2 separate regions of the Homo sapiens genome follow, and region 2 is linked to region 1. A link is a loop called in an ENCODE intact Hi-C map of the cell type or tissue named here. Cell type or tissue: B cell. All regions are shown on one strand.

Evidence for each region. A loop is a pair of places that touch in the nucleus more often than their neighbours do. Peaks named below come from ENCODE experiments on the same cell type or tissue, not always from the same donor. Only the 100,000 strongest peaks of a DNase experiment are listed, where the experiment ranks them.
Region 2: a loop joins it to region 1, with 12 times the contacts of the local background. A loop is called at or near these places in 6 of 110 quality-filtered maps.

What each region holds. Positions count from the first base shown.
Region 1 is chr1:151,442,038-151,447,037 of GRCh38, forward strand. It overlaps POGZ (pogo transposable element derived with ZNF domain), which reads right to left. Exons shown (of 19, transcript NM_015100.4): 2 at 44-168. The coding sequence starts at 167. Among named protein-coding and RNA genes, the nearest start is that of POGZ, 15 kb to the right of the region's middle. RefSeq lists an enhancer at 1,896-2,190 and a silencer at 1,941-2,050. In B cell, CTCF peaks have their summits at 2,000 (motif pointing right) and 2,204; a DNase peak (open chromatin) is centred at 2,004; H3K27ac peaks cover 1,255 bases.
Region 2 is chr1:151,994,103-151,999,102 of GRCh38, forward strand. No RefSeq gene overlaps it. Among named protein-coding and RNA genes, the nearest start is that of S100A10, 2.7 kb to the left of the region's middle. RefSeq lists silencers at 55-184, 4,871-5,000. In B cell, CTCF peaks have their summits at 2,869 and 3,068; DNase peaks (open chromatin) are centred at 39, 299 and 2,889; H3K4me3 peaks cover 621 bases; H3K27ac peaks cover 581 bases; H3K27me3 peaks cover 604 bases.

The DNA of each region.
Region 1 (5,000 bases):
TTAATTAATTTAAACCATCTAAGATCAGAAGAGCTTTTGTTACCTGTGGTAGTTTTATCCACTGAATTATAATCTTCAACTACAGAGTCCTCAATGACATCACTGATTTTCTGCCATGGCTCCAACTCCTCCTCCTCACATTCCATGAACAGGTCGGTGTCCGCCATGCTATAAGAAAAACATTCAAATAAGATATGGGCCTAAGAATAGGAGATATTGCTTTATACCAAATATGAAATCAGAACTTTGACTCCATTGGTAACCTACCTCCTTGGACTCCTTTATCATATCCTCTAGCCTTCCTCCATTTCCAAGGGTTCAGAATTACAACTTCTATTATTGAATATTAGAATCCATTCCACAGCAAATTATTTAATAATTAGGGTTACAGGCCGGGCATGGTGGCTCCCACCTGTAATCCCAACATTTTGGGAAGCCGAGGGAGGTGGATCACCTGAGGTTGGGAGTTAGAGAACCAGACTGGCCAACATGGCAAAACCCTGTCTTTACTCAAAATACAAAAATTAGCCAGGCGTGGCGGTGCACCCCTGTAATTCCAGCTACTTGGGAGGCTGAGGCACGAGAATCGTTTGAATCCAGGAGGCAGAGGTTGCAGGGGGTCAAGATCACAACACTGCACTCCAGCCTGGGGGACAGAGTGAGACTCTGTCTCAAAAAAAAAAAAAAAAAAATTAGGATTATAAAAGTTTAGGCCAGGCACAGTGGCTTATGCTTGTAATCCCGGCATTTTGGTAGGCTGAAGTGGGTGGATCACGAGGTCACGAGTTCAAGACCAGCCTGGCCAACATGGTGAAACCCCATCTCTACTAAAAACACAACAATTAGCCGGGCACGCTGGCAGGCGCCTGTAATCCCAGCTACTTGGGAGGCTGAGGCAGGAGAATTGCTTGAACCCCGGGCAGCAGAGGTTGCAGTGAGCCAAGATCGCACCACTGCACTCCAGCCTGGGCAATAGAGACTCCGTCTCAAAAACAACAACAACAACAAAAAGTTTAATGTGTAATACCCAGGGCCAGGGTTAGGATGAGGACAGTGAGGTGAGTCAAGCAAGTGCAGGATCGGATTCAGTCTTTATTTAAAATAGATATTCTGTTCATTATGGATTGTTCTGCATTAATATTGATCTTTTAAAATGATGCATTAAAATGCATTTATTATGATTACTGAACCTCTCTGTACTCCTTTAAATTTTGCATCTAAGATGAGAACCTTACTTGTCATACTCTAGTCCCAGTCCTACTACTACCTTGTACGTCTAGTCTAGGAAATCCTGGAGGCCATTCCACTGTGATTTCGGAGTCAACCCTTAATTTGAAAACACTGCCTAAATTACATGTCCCTTTAAAAAATTAAAGTCTGAGCCGGGTGCAGTGGCTCACGCCTGTAATCCCAGCACTTTGGGAGGCCGAGGTGGGCGGATCACCTGAGGTCGGATCACCTGAGATCGGGAGTTTGAGATCAGCCTGACCAACATGGAGAAAACCCATCTCTACTAAAAACATAAAATTAGCCGGGCGTGGTGGTGCATGCCTGTAATCCCGGCTACTCGGGAGGCTGAGGCTGGAGAATCGCTTGAACATGGGAGTGGAGGTTGCAATGAGCCACAATTCACGCCACTGCACTCCAGCCTGGGCAACAACAGCGAAAGTCCATCTCAAAAAAAATAAAAATAAATAAAAACAAATAAATAAAGTCTGTATCTCTGCATTGCAAACAAAGAGTTAATGCTATTCTGCCCTCCAATAACAGTTTACTAAGGGTCAGTTTCTCTGTGTTGGAACGGGAGTACTATTACTGCTCAATGTTCAAACAAAGCCTTTACTGTAAGGCTCTAAGTGTCCTTAGTGTCTTAGTAATTCTGCTGCTACATCCATAAGCGAAAACCAAAACCAAACAACCAACCTAACCATTCTGTTTATTGAGTATTTAGTTAGGGCTATACATCCTGACAGTAGCAGTTTGCAAGAAGCCCAACAGATGGCATTGTTTCGCTTGAAAATTGAAAACAATCTTGCAGTGCCCCAGTGAGTCAGCTATAGCCAGGGGCACTCTGGGTTTTAATGGGTAAAGTGCTTAACTGGATTCTAACTGGTCTTTAATCTTCTATTTTAATTATTTCTGTCTTTCTAAACCAAAGCCACAAAGGGGGTGAGGAAAGAAAAAGATCTAAGGGATCAACTTACTTAAATTCTCTTATTTTCAGGCTTAATTATATGAAGACAATACTAGCCAGAAACTGAATTAAAAAGAAATCAAATCCATATCACAGGTATTCTTTGAGACAAAGACAACACATGCCTTTGTTTTCCAGTCTAATTCCACTACAAAATATATTTTCAAAAACTTTTTCCTTAAATACTTAATTTTATTCCATTGTTCTTTGCTGTATAACTTTCTGAGAGCTTAGTCAACAGATAATTAATGCGCAAATATCCAACACCCAGCAGAATGAATATAAACTGTGGACAATAACCTCTGCCGATGGTTTTCAAGGACCTACTTTTGTCCTGACCACTTACAAGCAAACTCTCCACACATATGAAAACTTTGATTTGGAATATGAAGAGCTATCAGAATACAAATTGTGGTTTTCAATGTCATGCCTGTGGTTATTTTAATAGCATACCCAAAAGGGTGTTCTTTTATCTTAAGTATTTACAATACCTTAAGAGTTTCAGTTCTTTATTTTATAAAGCAATGAATTTTAATAAGAATATTGAAATTTCTTCCATTTGACCTTCTGAGAGAAATGGAAAGAACTCCAGCTTGGGTAGCACAGCAAGACTCCATCTCTACAAATTTTTTTTTAAAAATTAGCCAGGCGTGCAGCACACACCAGTGGTCCCAGCTACCAGGGAGGATGAGGTAGGAGGATTGAGGATCGCCTGAGCCCAGGAGTTCGAGGTTACAGTGAGCTCGAGGTTACAGTAACTGCAGTGGTGCCACTGCACTCCAGCCTGAGCTGGAGAGCTGGAGAGCAATACTCCATCCCTACAAAATAAAATAAAAAACAAATGGAAATAACCAAAAAGGGTAGATCTGAAAAGATGGCAAAGAAAGATGTTTATGTCCTAACTACTTTTTAATCAAGTGAGAAAAATATCTCTTCTCCTTAGGTATGAGTACTGCCAAGATATCCAATGTAAATTAAAAGACTCAAAATGAAAAGAAAATCCAACTTGGCTGGACACAGTGGCTCACATCTGTAATCTCAACACTTTGGGATGCTGAGAAGGGTGGATCATTTGAGGTCAGGAGTTCCAGACCAGCCTGGCCAACATGGTGAAACCCCACCTCTACTAAAAATACAAAAATTAGCCGGACATGGTGGCACACGCCTGTAATCCCAGTTACTCAGGAAGCTGAGGCAGGAGAATCGCTTGAACCCAGGAGGCAGAGGTTGCAGTGAGCCAAGATCACGCCACTGCACTCCAGCCTGGGCAACAGAAGCCAGACTCTGTCTCAAAAAAAAAAAAAAAAGAAAAAAAGAAAGAGACAAAAAAGAAAGAAAAAAAAGAAAATCCAACTTATGGGGAAATATTTTTCATTTTTTTTTAAACAACATAGAAGATGGAGTTAGCTAATAAGGTTTGTCAACTCAGAAAATATTAGGTCTGCTGACTGAACATATTTCACAGACTTATACACAAAGCATCTCTGAAAGACACTGAAGCCAAATTTTTCAAAACTGTCCTTGATTTTGACCTACACTCTGCTATCTCAGGATGTGATCAATTCCTTTCACTTTCAGCATCTATAACTCAGGGTCTAAAAGATACAACAGAGATATATCAACCTAATATAAATATTCAGCAAACCAAAAATAGAAAATTCATATTTAGATCCTTCTTGTAGTTTTCTAGTTATCAAAAGGAAATCTTATACTAACATAATAAAATGCAGTATTTAATATTTCTACCAAGATTCTCAAGAAACACCACCATTCTCTGTGGTCTTTCAAGTGATCCATGGCATACCGTCTTTCAACTTTTTTTTTTTTTTTTTTTTAGCCCCGATCATGGGCAAGGGCAGCCTTTCAACTGTTTTTGAACAAAGAAGACAGTAATTACTAAATATGCAGTGTTAACATGTATATCCAGATTCTGAAAATGTGCCCTCAAAAAAAAAAAAAAGATCTTCCCAAACTATCATTCCACACATTTAACCTCCTTCCATACCAAATCTTTCTCATAAGGAAAAAAAAAAAAAAAAAAAACGAATTTTATTCCCTCTTCCCTAATTTCTTGCTATGAAGGATTGGATACTTATCACACTAAAAAAATTATGCTGAAATGTAATCCTTAAGGGGCATTTTAATTTCTCATTTTTTATTTCAAAACTGCCAAACAGAAATGCGAATTTCAGATATTTAAAGCCAGCCCATAGTGAATACAGTGCTACATCAAGAGGAAAACGGCCGGGCGCGGTTGCTCACGCCTGTAATCCCAACACTTTGGGAGGCCGAGGCGGGGGGATCACCTGAGGTTGAGAGTTCGAGACTAGCCTGGCTAACATAGTGAAACCCCATCTCTACTAAAAATACAAAAATTAGCCAGGTGTGGTGGCACACGCCTGTAATCCCAGCTACTCAGGAAGCTGAGGCAGGAGAATCGCTTGAACCTGAGAGGTGGAGGTCGCAGTGAGCTGAGATCGTGCCACTGCACTCTAGCCTGGGCGATAGAGCAAGACTCCATCTCAAAAAAAAAAAAAAAAAAAAAAAAGGAAAACTTGGATGGGCAGTAAATTTGGGAATCATACTGCAACAAGTGAACAGGCAAATTTTCATACGAGTCTCTGAATCAAAATTGTAGTGGTTCCTTTTCTGCTAATTTTAATGATACAAATTTTAATTGAATAAAAAAGTTAGACATGTATTCGTCACTCAGTTTCAAAAATTATCAACTCAAAATGGATTCCTTCATTTATGCCCCCACTTCCCTGTATTATATTGAAACAAATCTCTAAAACATCATATTCAT
Region 2 (5,000 bases), 550 kb after region 1:
GAGCCTGCCCTTCCTCTCGGGTTTGGTTTTAGAAAGTGTACAAATCAAAGAACCCGGCCGTCCTGCGGGTGGGGCACGCTGGCGCAGAACCAGAGGTAACCGGCTCTGCGGCCACCTACGGGTCTAGGAATTACTTGCTGGATGACCCTGCAGGGAGTGGCACGTGGAGTCCTATCGACCTCAGAGGCACTATCAGATTAGCCCTAGGAGGTCCGTCTGGGGGTCTCGGCGGCCTGCGCCAGTGGAGGGGCGGCACCTCCCCAGAAGCCGGGCTTCCCGCCCCACCGGCCCGCGAGGTGCCGCAGGGAGGGTGCGGTTTGGCTTGTCAGCACCCAGGGGCGTCACAAACCCTTTGTTGAACAGGGGATTTACCCCTTTGTGTGGCGTCACTTGATCAATAGTTCAGTTTCAGTGTGGCTAATAGTGTTAAAAACTGGCCGGGCGCGGTGGCTCACGCCTGTAATCCCAACACTTTGGGAGGCCGAGGCGGGCGGATCACCTCAGGTCAGGAGTTCAACACCAGCTTAGCCAACATGGTGAAACCTTGTCTCTACTGATACAAAAATTAGCCGGGAGTGGTGATGCGCGCCTGTAATCCCAGGAGACTGAGGCATGAGAATCGCTTGAACCTGGGAGACAGAGGTTGCAGTGAGCCGAGATCGCACCACTGCACTCCAGCCTGGGTGACAGAGTGAGACTCTGTCTCAAAAAAAAAAAAAAAAAAGAAAAAAGAAAAAAAGAAAAGAAAAAGGTTAAAAACTAAGTTTCCAAGGCAGTATGCTGTGGTCCTTGAAAAGTCCTTTAGAAGAATTTTCTGGAATAAATTTAGAGAAAACCTAAGTGTTTCCTAGGGGATGCTTACCAACTCCTCGCCCCTCCCCCGCCCGCCCTCTTTTATTTTAATTGTGACTCAGGGTTAAATACAAACTACTAGCAGCTGTTGGTGGAAAAGAGCCCAATCCCAAACTCTGGGGTTTTCCTTTGTTCCCAAGGGAGGCCTTGGGAGGAATGAATGATCCTAAAGGAATGAGCAGACCTGGGGAATCCTCCAAGTGCCACCTCTGACTAATATTGGCTGTTGCCAGGAAAACCCAACTTGGATTTCAGCTATTACTTTCCGTGCAACCCTGGTGCTGACTATTCAAGGGGACAGCTCTTCAAGATCTTCCTGTATACAGTACTTCCCAGTCCCCAGGTCACAGTCACCAGTGGAGGAAATCTCGGATCCCTTTTGTTGCAGGGATTGCAATGCGACTGGGTTTAGAATGGGAATGCCTGGGTTTGCGTACCCCTACTCATCTGATTTCTTCATCTGGTCCACAGACCTTAGGAGTGCTTTAGTGTATGTGGTAGGCCTGGGAATTCAGGGATTAGAGAATCAGTCTCTTTCTCTGAAGAGTTCCAAGTATTGGGCGTTAGATAAGCAAACAATTAAAATCCAGTGTGCTTAGTGAATGGTAGAGGATACTATTGGATACTAGGAGAACACTGAGGAGGGGCTTCCAAGTCCTCTTGGAGTGGTCACAGAATAATTTCTGCAGGAAGCAACATTGGGTAGAAATTTAAAAACAACAATAACACTTATTGTAACTTTTTAATCTGTACAAAGATTCCATTCTTAGAAGGCTTGGAAAATATATCAATGTATAAAAAATGATTTATAAATACATGAGCCAAAGATAAACATTTTCATATTTCTAGTCTTTTTATGCATATGTAACAAATATTTGCATAATTGTGATCATACTGATTATAAAATTAAGTACAGTCATTCACTGCATAACAGTGTTTGAGCCAACGATGGATCATGTATTCAGCAGTGGTTCCATAAGATTATAATAGAGCTAAAAAAATTCCAGTTGCCTAGTGACCTTGTAGCTGTCTAGCGCAATACTTTACTCATGTGTTTGTGGTGATGCTGGTGTAAACAAACTACTGTGCTGCCAGTTGTATAAAAATATAGCACATACCAATTATGTGTAGTATGCAATACTTGATAATGGTAATAAATGACTGTTACTGCATTATGTATTTACTACACTATACTTTTCATCATTATTTTAGAGTGTATTCCTTCTACTTATTAAAAAAACAGTAAAACTTAAAAAAAAGTTTAAAAAACAGCCTCAGGCAGGTCTTTCAGGGGGTATTCCAGAAGAAGTCATTGTTATCACAGGAGATGTGTGTTTTTGCCCTGGAGACCTTTCAGTGGGACCAGATGTGGAAGTGAAAGACAGTTATATTGATGATCCTGACCCTGTGCAGGTCTAGGCTAATACGTGTGTTTGTGTCTTAGTTTTTTTTTTTTTTTTTGTGTGTGTGTGTCTTAGTTTTTAACAAAAAACTTAAAAAAAAATAAAAATTTTAAAAATAGAAAAAACTTACATAAGAAGGATATAAAGAAAGAAAATATTTTCTACAGTTGTATAATGTGTGCTTTAAGCTAAGTGTTATTACAAAAGAGTCAAACATTTAAAGAATTTACAAGTTAGGCTGGGCGTGGTAGCTCACACCTGTAATCCCAGCACTTTGGGAGGCCGAGGCGGGCGGATCACGAGGTCAACAGGTCAAGACCATCCTGGCCAACGTGGTGAAACCCCATCTTACAGAGAAAGAACTAGCCGGGCGTGGTGGCACGCACCTGTACTCCCAGCTGCTTGGGAGGCTGAGGCAGGAGAATCGCTTGAACCCGGGAGGCGGAGGTTGCAGTGAGCCGAGATTGTGGCAGTGCACTCCAGCCTGGAGACAGAGTGAGACTCCATTTCAAAAAAAAAAAAAAAAAGAAAAAGGAAAGAAAAAGGAATTTCCAAGTTTATAACGTAAATTTACAGTAATCTAAGGTTAATTTGTTATTATTATTTTGGTTTTTTGAGACAGGGGCTCCCTCTGTCGCCCAGGCTAGAGCATAGCAGTGTGATCTCTGTTCACTGCAACCTCCGCCTCCCGGGTTCAAGTGCTTCTTGTCCCTCAGCCACTCGAGTACCTGGGATTACAGGCATGTCCCACAGCGCCTGGCTAATTTTTGTTTTTTTTAGTAGAGATGAGGTTTCACCATGTTGACCGGGCTGGTCTCGAACTCTTGGCCTCATGTGATTCACCCATCTTGGCCTCCCAAAGTGTTGGGATTATAGGCATTAGCCACTGCATCTGGCTAGGTTAATTTATCATTGATAAAAGAAAAACTGTTTTAAACATAGTGTAGCCTTAAGTGTACAGTGTTTCTAAAGTCTACAGTAATGTACAGTAATGTCCTAGGCCCTCACATTCACTCACTACTCACTGACTCACCCAGAGCAACTTCCAGTCCTGCAAGTTCCATTCATGGTAAGTGTCCTATTTGTATAGCATTTTAAATCTTTTATACCATATTTTTACTACACTTTTTCCATGTTTAGGTACACAAATACTTACCATTGTAGTACAATTGCCTACAGTATGCTATTCAGGGTTGTAGCCTCAGAGTCCTCGACTGTACCATACAGCCTAGCTGTGTAGTAGACTATGCCATCTAGGTTTGTACAAGTACATTCTATGATGATTGCAGGATGAAATCGTGTAAGGGCACATTTCTCAGAACGTATCCTCATCATTAAGCGACACATGACTGTTTCTATTTTTGTCCCATACTTTTTCCTTTTGTTCTTACTCTTTCCTATGTTACTAAATATTTATCAAGATCATATGTTTATTCATTTAAATCATTCTTTTCACCTTTTTATTTGACAAGTAACTGTTCAACTGTACTGTACTGTGTCTTCTTTTTTCTCTCTTCTCCAATCTGCCAGCAGAACTCTAAGGCCCTAGTGGGTGCATCTCCAGGAGGATGCTGCAGGGTTTCTAAAACATTGTGCTGAGTACTGGGAATACAGTGATGAAAATGGTCAGCACACCTTGCTCTTCCTGGCCTCATGTGGTTTCTTAATGACTCTGTGTACTAGCAGGTCCATAAAGCTTCAAGTATCAGCCATGCTTATAGTCTCTCTAGGAAAAGGGGTCCCAGGCAGTTCTTTCTCCAGGAAGTAGTTATACCTTGTCAACTACATGCATTCAGTGAAGCCAGCTCTGCTTCCCTAGAGAAAACTGATGGCATCAGGGACCAGTGCCTAAGCCTGAGCTGCCCAGCAAGGATAGTGTCTTAGCAGGAGGGTAGCCAACTGAATGGCCACTGGAGGAATGAGAGCAGAGGCCCCATCCATGTGGTCTCTGAAATGATGAGAAAGCAATGTTCAAATCTTCTACCAGGGCTGAAGTAGGTTCCAATGTACAAAATGTTGGGAGCTGGAGAGATTGATCCACTAGTGAGGCAGTATTGGGAATTTTACCACTTCTCCATGTGGCACAGCCACAAAATCCTATTACCCTCAACTTTTTTGGGTTTGTGGCTGTGGCACAGAAGGTGGGCTATCTACCAGAAATGTGTGTTCCTCTTTTCATTGTGTAGAGTTTTGGCCGCTCAGCTAGGGATTATATTTCTACCACCTCATACCCCTAGGTAGGACTATGTGACTAGCCACCAACACAATGGGACTGGAAGTGATATGTGTCACTTGCAGGCCAAGGCAGTAAAGAGGTGACTTTCCCATATTCTTTCTCTCCACCTGACAGGACTCCAAGGCTCTAAGGATGGAAGAGTCATAATTGGAAAGAGCCTGGGTACCTGAATCACTGTATGGAGGAAAATCACTTGCTGAGCAGGAACATCCTCATTGGACTAGCTATGTGGGTGAGAAAGAACCTTGGAATTTGAATGTTTATTTGCTACAGCATAACCTTAACAAAGTGCTGGTATTGAGTGCTAGTATTTTTGGCTGCACATTTGAAAGGATTAATTTGCATGTGTAGTAATTACACTATTATACTGATGACACCTCAGCATAGTGTCATTGTTTGAGCAGAACTACTTACTGCCCTGGTCACTCTTTTAGATACTTATGAAGCAAAGTTCACACAGGTCTTAGCAAATGCATAGTGTCATTGTTTCTTGATGTGTATCAAGCTGT